Linked DNA regions of Homo sapiens: region 1 is linked to region 2. The links are chromatin contacts, found by Hi-C or POLR2A ChIA-PET in ENCODE. All regions are on one chromosome and are shown on one strand. Each heading gives the region's core, a stretch centred on a gene start or an enhancer-like site at or near the end of the contact. The rest is flanking DNA. Distances are from core to core; before and after follow the strand shown.

Region 1 (3,862 bases), core at 100-2,599, 33 kb after region 2:
CCTCCGCTTCCTGGGTTCAAGTGATTCTCCTGCCTCAGCCTCCTGAGTAGCTGGAATTACAGACATGCACTACCACATCCAGCTAGTTTTTGTATTTTTAGTAGAGACGGGGTTTCACCATGTTGACCAGGCTGGTCTCGAACTTCTGACCTCAAGTGATCCACCCACCTCAGCCTCCCAAAGTGCTGGGATTACAGGCATAAGCCACGCACCCGGCCTCATTGTGTATTTAAAAGCTAGTATTGAAAGTGCCACTCTGAATGTGTACTAAAGAAAGATTAAGCTATGCACATGCTACACATATAATGTATGTGTGTGTACAAATATAATGTGTGGATGCTTTTGTATGTATGTACACATATGCCAAAATGTGTATGTATACATGTCTCCACTTCATCTTTTTTTTTCTTCTTCTAATATTGCTGTGGCTTTCTATTTTGTATCTGATGGAAATCTGGAAAGACTTTCTCAAGAAAGTGAAAGAGGAATTTCTGTAAATTTAGATTGATCTTCTTTATTTATTTAGATTGATCTAGTTATTCTGTACATCATGGTTTCTGTTTTAGTGTGTATATACTACTCAGTATTTTTCCCTTCTCTGCAGGAAAAAAAATGAGTTTGTTCTCCCTCTCCTTCCTCTTATCTCTCCAGCTAATTCTCTTATTTCTTTTTTTATTCTCTCACACTGAGGTGTTTTTTGCAGACTTTATCACAACCTGACAATGTTCTCAATGTTTCCTTTGATGCTGAGTTCTTTTTAAAAGACGTATGAAATGTAAAATCTCCCTTCCTTTCCCAGATCAATATTTGAAATAAAAAGCAGGGCAAACACCTTCAAAACGAAAAGTCTCCTGTTTCCTGTTGCCTATTCCAGCAGCAGGACTTGGGTTGCTTGCCGTTTTTCCTGCTTTTCATTTCCGAGGAGGCAGGAGCACCTCAGATGCTCCAGGGAATTGTTGATTCCAGAGAGAATTGCTGATGGGTGTAGCACCCCCTGGGTGCGTGCATCGAAGCTGTGAACAAATCCCCCCTTTCCTCACTAGAGTCTCTACAGAGAAATCACCTCAGCCCATGTATTCTGTGACAGCTGAGGATGGCAAATGTGGGAGCAATGTGGGCTTCTCCTGGTGCTAAGTCTGAACACAGAGCATAGGCCTTGCCTCAAATGTTTGCAAACATCCGTGTTAATGCTCAGCACGCCACTTTACACCGAAGGAGTCACACCAGTGTGACACACGACTTCAAGACTTCTGAGGAGCTAGAAAGGAAGTTTATGTATTTGAGGCCTTTCCCTTGGCTTCACTCCATTTAGAACTGGGTGACTCAAAATGACAAATAAGGTGTAGTAATGAAGACAAAAAGCTTCTTTAAAAAAATTATTGTTAATCCACTTCTCTTTTTGACCTCTGAACAGCATTATACTAGGGAGTTTACCCAGTCCTCTCAGTGAATAAGCTTGTGCTGAAATCCTGTGTTCTCAAGCTGGCATGTTATGTTGAAATGCTTTCAAGTTACATAAACGCCCACACTTACTAAGTGCAATTCCCTAATTGAGTCACTGGGAAGCAGCAGAAGTGAGCAGCACTGTGGTCCTGTGACACAGTGACAGTACAGAGAACTGTTTCCCCAGGAGCAACTCAAGTCTCACCACCTGCTGGGCTCCCAACTGTTCATATATTCAACCTATGGTAAAGAAATACAGAAGTAGGATTGCCATTATCATCCTCAGTATCGCCTTAAACTCTTACCAGTGTATCTGAATTGCATTTGTCTGCAAAACCAGCAGGCCTGCAGGCCGATATTAGAGTCACTTTCTTTCAAGGAAAGAGGAAAGTACTCAAAATGACAGAGTAGGTATGGCAGAGGACAGTAAAGGAAAAACCTCTCTTTTCTTTTCTACATTTGGATACTAGTTAATAGGATAACTTTGGAATGAGGGAGATCAGGTTCCAACTCTTGCTCTGCTTCTTGTGTGGCCCATTTAAAAGCTAATCTTTATAAATCCCCTTATCTGTAAAAATGGGTATAATAGTTATGTGGAACTAAATGAAAATCTACCAAATGAGAAAAAGAAAGGCTAGTTGTTCCAAGCTTGCTACAGCAAGGGAGTCAGCCACCATCACTTAACATTTTAGCAGAGACTCAAAGGCACGCAGGAGAGTGGGAAAGCATTATAGTGGAAAACGGGAAGGCTTCAGCTCTGCCCTGATTGGAGGCTGTTGCATGGGGAAGCTATAAGCAGGCCAGCTAGAGGTGGGGCACCCTGCGTGATTGGTTAGGGGATGTATTTTTGATTTTCTGTGGTTGGTGTTAACTTGGAAGTGGGGCCAAAATTAGGGAAGCTGTCAGTAATTAAGTCTTGTCAGTTTGGGGCCAGTTGTTACAGAAATGATCATTTATCTTCCTGGATTGTCACTGGAGATAGCAATCTGGTTTCCTGCAAGTCTGACTTATAGCAGGCTGGCTTCCTGGATTGTTTATTACAGATAAGGGGTTGGTTTCCTGGGCAAGTTGCTACCGGTTGTAGGTCAAAGTTCTATTTTATTATTTTCATTTTTATTTCTCATTTGTAAATTCAGTTTCAATGAAGCATTCATCAGAGAGCAGTCATGTAGCAGGTGCTCAGTAAATAATATAACTCATCAAGTGTTTGAAACCACTGCTATCTGGTATGTTTTTCTTGATCTCAGTGTTGGAGTCTTGGATTAGAAATGGGCAGATGTGGAGAAGCTCAGGTTATGTTGATATATCCTGGTCATTTTCTGTGGAATTATGCCAGCGTTGGAATGGTGTAGCAGTTATAGGCCTAATACCTCTGAATTCCTTAGGAAAGTCTGAAACTGCCATCCCATTCATTTCTCTTCTAGGAACTGTTAAAGTCCAAAAGAAACTCCAGGGCTCTAGTAAGTCTTTAACATCATGTTGAGTTCAGGATGTATTCTTCTTGGAATATCAATGAGTTTAAAGGCATCTGCAGTTGTTAAAAACTCAATAATAAGAACCTTTAAAAGATGAGAGACAAAGCACCTCATACTGAACAGGTGGTGTCTCGTTCATCATAGTATCCCCAGCATGTAGCACAATCCCTGGAACATAGTGTACATTTAATCAGCAGTTGAATGAATGAATGAATGAATGAATGAATTTCCCAACTTATATCAAATAGCTATTGTGGTGATAGTAGACATTACCTTTCCTATTATCTGCTATGTCATTTGGATATTCCTGTATGTTCTTTTTTCACCAGTGCTCCCAATATCTGATTGAGTTAAAAATAATCAAATGATTCATCATAGAACTTATACAAAATCAAAAATGACTATTTTGGTCACTTCATGCTCCAAAAATGCTGAATTCAGGAAAGAATGTGCCAATGAACACATTAAATACAATTTTAAAGCCTTGTTCAGTGAACAGGAAAGAAAGGTGACATGGTGACATAAAGTAGCTTCTTATTAGTGTCAGTGTGAAGTGGTGCCAACTTTGAACTCTAAATGCTAAATTTCTTCCAGTGATTTAACAGAAATATGTTCCAAGCCAGTTGGTTCACACAACCTCTTAGGAACTGTATATCTCAAAGTGACAGGCAGAGCTTCTTGCATTTTGTGTAGCAGAGACCCTGGAGACCAGGATTTCAGAGAAAAGAGACCCGGCCTAGCATTCAGCCATTACTAGTGTGCACTTCATCCTCCAAACATCCATTTATCCATCCATTTCCTCGTTTATTCATTCTCTTAAACAGCATTGATTGGACACTGAGAGCTTCCCAGGCACTAGAGATGCAAAGTGAATCTATTGTTCCCACCCTAAAGAACCCAAGCATATGATATGAAATCGATGATGAACACAAATGCAGCTAGAG
Region 2 (4,285 bases), core at 665-3,164:
CACAACGCCTGACTTTTTCAGCTGGAGAAATATTTGCTTTCCTCCGTATCATGTATTTCCTCACTTCCCACTCTGGCCCCCTGCTTAGAAACTTCGGTTTAACAGGAAATAAGTGTAGACACATGCTAATACTTCACCAGTTCCTCATTCTCTCAAATACAGGATCCTGGCTGATACTATGGGAATGTGATTCAGAAAGTACAAGTACTATGTAGAATTCCCCTGAGTAGTAGCCAGGAGGGGTCACCAAGAGGCAGCAAATTTAGTCTCTCCAACAAGGTAAAGCAGGCCACCCTGGGTTCTCATCCCATTTACAAGGACAAAGGGAGTCGGCACTATCACCTCCAGAATTACGGATGCTTTCACTACAGTTTCCATTTACTTGCTACTATGGTTTGTTCTCGTTTCTCTGATTTTTTTTTCTCTTTTTCCCTTTTTTGAAGAATGGACCTGGGTAAAGTTATGATCATATTATGGCTAATATTGGGCTGAAACAGACTGGATGGATGGATGGATAGATAGACAGATGATACATAGGGATAGATTATTTGTGAAGAGGACTGCCTAACTAAAAGGAAATATTTCAGCTTACAGCTGGCACTTTATAAGACTCTTTGCAGATAAAATTCTGTTAGACCTTTAAAGAAAATAAATTTCACACTACTGTCCTAATGCAGGAACTTGAACACAGCACATTAACTGTAAGTCTTTGCTTATTCATATGGTGAGACTTATTTAGGCCAGGCATGGTGGCTCACACCTGTGGTCCCAGCATTTTGGGAGGCCAGGACAGGAGGATTACTTGGGTCCAGAAGCTCAAGCCCAGCCTAGTCAACAGACCGAGATCCCCATCCCTATGAAATATGTTTTAAAAACTTATATAAAATAGTATTTCAAGTCAGTTTGTGTATTAGTATTAAAAGAAGTGTGTTGCTTTGCAGCTGACTAGAAGCTCAGCATTTCCTAGCTGGGCAAGAGCTTTGAGCATGATTGCAGCATCTCTGCAGAAAAACTACATTCTAAAAGCAACGGAAATCCTCCTGCTGCCCTTCTTCCTCTGAACTGAAGTTTAAAGACCATGGGCACTGCTGGTGACCTCCACAGAGTGTTTCAGTTCCTACCCTCTACTCCCACTCAGCATCACTGAACAGACACAGGCTAGACAGGGCAGTCTGCAGCCCAGACTGTGGTGAGGTGGGAACTGCAGTCCTACTACTTGGTCCATTGAAAGAGGAGGCCAAGAGGCAGAAAATGTTCCCTCTTAATTTTACCGTGTAACCTTTCTTAAGGTGTGGCATGCAACTATGTAATGATCACAATTGTTATATTGTTTATACATCATTTATATTTCTATCATCAGATTTTACTCAAAGGTTTACTGTGGTTGGCTTCACAAGAAGTGTAATTCTGCGTTATTCAGGTATCAGGAAGTGTTTATTAAAACTCTGGTCTTGAGCTGAGTGCCAGAGAGAAAAAAAAAATGCCCACCTGTTGGCCAGTCTAGCTCTGGAGACAAAATTATAAAATATGAGCTAATTAGAGAGTAAATGAATGCTAAAGTGAGAGATGTTTACAACAGCTGCAGGACACATTCTGAAAAGGAAATCATTGTGTGCACTGGAGTGTTTATCTGAAACCTAGAATTGGACTAATGAGTAGGATTTTATTTCTTAGTAGTGCGGGGAAAATGAGCAAAATCATGGGAGAATGTTCCAATGGCAAAATGCAACCTCGGTGTGGCAAAATAGAAGCTAATGTGAGGAAACCAACCTGCTTTAGGTGGTTTAGTCTGATGAAGACACACAGACTACTCAAAAGGGAGAACGAGGCAAGTCAGAAGACAGGCTCAGAGGCTATTGCAGAAATTCAGGCAGGAGGTAATTCAGACCTGAACTAATCTTAAAAAAAAAAAAAAGTACTACACAGGAAAAGCAATAAGAAGACCCACGGGGAATTTCACTGGAAGAGTCCAAGGGTCATATAATGTTTCCAGCTAAAGAGGAAGGTGAGAGATCATATACTTTAATGAGTAACAAAATGCTGTCCCCTGGCATCAGTGTTTTCAGCAGTTATTGCCTTTAGAGATGCTTTTGATTTTACAAGTGTATTCCTATGCTTAAAGTCTTCTCTCACTATCTTCTTTCTTACCTTAGATAAGATGCATCAGGTCAATCGTCAATGTATTGATTTTGAGGTTGGACTATCTTGGGCTCCAAGTCTTCTAGAACTGAACCTGTTCAGCTCATAAAGTGGTGTCTTCCTTTAGGACAGATAGCATTTAATAGTTTTCAAAGGTCAGGTTGGGTCAGTAGTAGGAGTGGTGATTTCACTGCCTCTGACCCTGGGAAGAAGTTACTGCTGGCCCTTGAAATTCCAGTTCTGCTGGAGGAAAACTGGAAGATGGGTTTGCTAGGCTGGCTGTGTAGAAATGAATATTGTGGGCTTGCTTCCTTGCCACTAGTTTGTAAGAATATGTCAACTCTTTTCTGCTACAAAGAAGGATGTCTGCTCTGTGTGTGTGTGTGTGTGTGTGTGTGTCTGTGTGTGTAAAAGAAAGAATAAAAGAATGCGTAAAAGAAAGAATAGTGAACTAAAAAGCAGATGAGCTGATTTTAATTTCAGCCCTGCCTCACAATACTCATTTACATACACTAATTTTGTGACTTTGGCAATTCATTTAATTTCTTATGGTTTCTTATGCTTTTCTTACTTCATCTCATCAGCATCATAACAATTGTTATTAGGCAGGGTACAGTGACCCAGACCTGTAATTCTAGCACTTTGGGAAGCTGAGGCAGGAAGATTGCTTGAGCCCAGGAGTTCAAGACCAGCCTGGGCAATATAAGGAGACCTCTGTCTCTATAAAAATAAAAATAATCAACCGGGTGTGGTGGCGTGCACCTGTAGTCCCAGCTACTTGGAGGCTGAAAGTGGGAAGATCAATTGAGCCCCGGAGGTCAATGCTACAGAGCTAGGATCATGCCACTGCACTCCAGCCTGGGTGACAGAGTGAGAACCTCTCTCAAAATAAATTAATTAAATATTTATTAGTTAATTAGTTAAATTAATTCTGTTTTAGAAAAAAAGCAATTATTATCACAAGCTAGACAGTTTATCAGTGTTTACTCTAAGATACTCTAATCAAGGTAACAGAAACTCAAAAATACTATCCAAAGTCGGGACCTTGCAAGTGTCTATTTCAAGACTGATTTCCAAGCCCAGGTTCTTTGTGCCACCTCACACCAGAGGTGCATGTCGTCAGGAAGAGCTATGCCATAAGTGGCCAGCCATGTCTTCAGTTGCTAGTGGTTTGGCCTTATTGTATGTAAAAATATATTTATGTATATAAAAACAGTAGAGATTCTGGCAATAAGAATAGATGAATATTCCGCAGTGACTTAGGCTTTCTGTTACATATTCATTGTGATGCCAGTTGGCAGAGGACTAAGCTGGCCATTCCAAATATGATTTCTTTTTTAACTCTTGTAAAACTGTATTGGCTGGGCTCATGCCTGTAATCCCAGCACTTTGGGAGGCCAAGGTGGGCAGATCATGAGGTCAGAAGTTTGAGACCAGCCTGGCCAATATGCTGGAACCCCGTCTCTACTAAAAATAGAAAACTTAATCGGGTGCGGTGGCATGGGCCTGTAGTCCCAGCTACTCTGGAGGCAGAAGAATCACTTGAACCCGGGATGCGGAGGCTGCAGTGAGCCAAGATTGTGCCACTGTACTGGGTGTGACAGAGTGAGACTCCGTCTTAAAAACAAAAAAAAAACTATATCATTCTTATAAGTGGGAGAGTCATTTACTACTTTCATGCCTATAGTGTGTGTGTGTATGTGTGTGTGTGTGCATATATATATATTAGCCATATGTAGGTTTTCATGAAACTGATCTCTGTAGGGTTGATTTTTAGTCTGGCTTCTGCTGAGTTGCATTCTTCTTCTTAAGAATATCTTGTGGACCAGGTGCGGTGGCTCACACCTATAATCCCAACTACTTGGGAGGCTGAGACAGGAGAATTGCTTGAACCTGGGAAGCGGAGGTTGTAGTGACCGGAGATCACGCCACTGCACTCCGGCCTGGGCAATGGAGCAATACTCCGTCTCAAAAAGAAAAAAAGAATATCTTGAATATCTTGTGGGTGTTCTTACATAACCCAGTCAAAAAGACAGATAAGCTCCTCCTAGCCTCTTTCTAAGACTTTAAAGAGTGCTTTACATTTATGAAATGCATATACATTATTATATTTGACCGATCATAATGTTGTCACATAAGTCTATCC

What was found. A loop is a pair of places that touch in the nucleus more often than their neighbours do. ChIA-PET counts read pairs that join two places held with the same protein, here RNA polymerase II (POLR2A). Pooled maps may share reads with other maps.
Region 1: a loop to region 2 is called in a map of endothelial cell of umbilical vein, with 6 times the contacts of the local background. The contact joins two enhancer-like sites. A Hi-C loop is called at or near these places in 1 of 168 maps with a recorded cell type or tissue (endothelial cell of umbilical vein), 2 of 37 single-sample maps with no recorded cell type and 2 of 50 pooled maps. POLR2A ChIA-PET finds 5 or more read pairs at or near these places in 2 of 52 experiments (common myeloid progenitor, CD34-positive and endothelial cell of umbilical vein).

The regions. Positions count from the first base shown.
Region 1 is chr12:29,240,887-29,244,748 of GRCh38, forward strand. All of the region lies in intron 1 of FAR2 (fatty acyl-CoA reductase 2), which reads left to right. Among named protein-coding and RNA genes, the nearest start is that of FAR2-AS1, 75 kb to the right of the region's middle. Within about 2 kb of position 1,350, at least 19 of the 41 ENCODE cell types and tissues checked have a DNase peak (open chromatin) inside an H3K27ac peak, as active enhancers do.
Region 2 is chr12:29,207,182-29,211,466 of GRCh38, forward strand. The region is part of intron 1 of FAR2 (fatty acyl-CoA reductase 2); the gene reads left to right. Among named protein-coding and RNA genes, the nearest start is that of FAR2, 60 kb to the left of the region's middle. Within about 2 kb of position 1,915, at least 3 of the 41 ENCODE cell types and tissues checked have a DNase peak (open chromatin) inside an H3K27ac peak, as active enhancers do.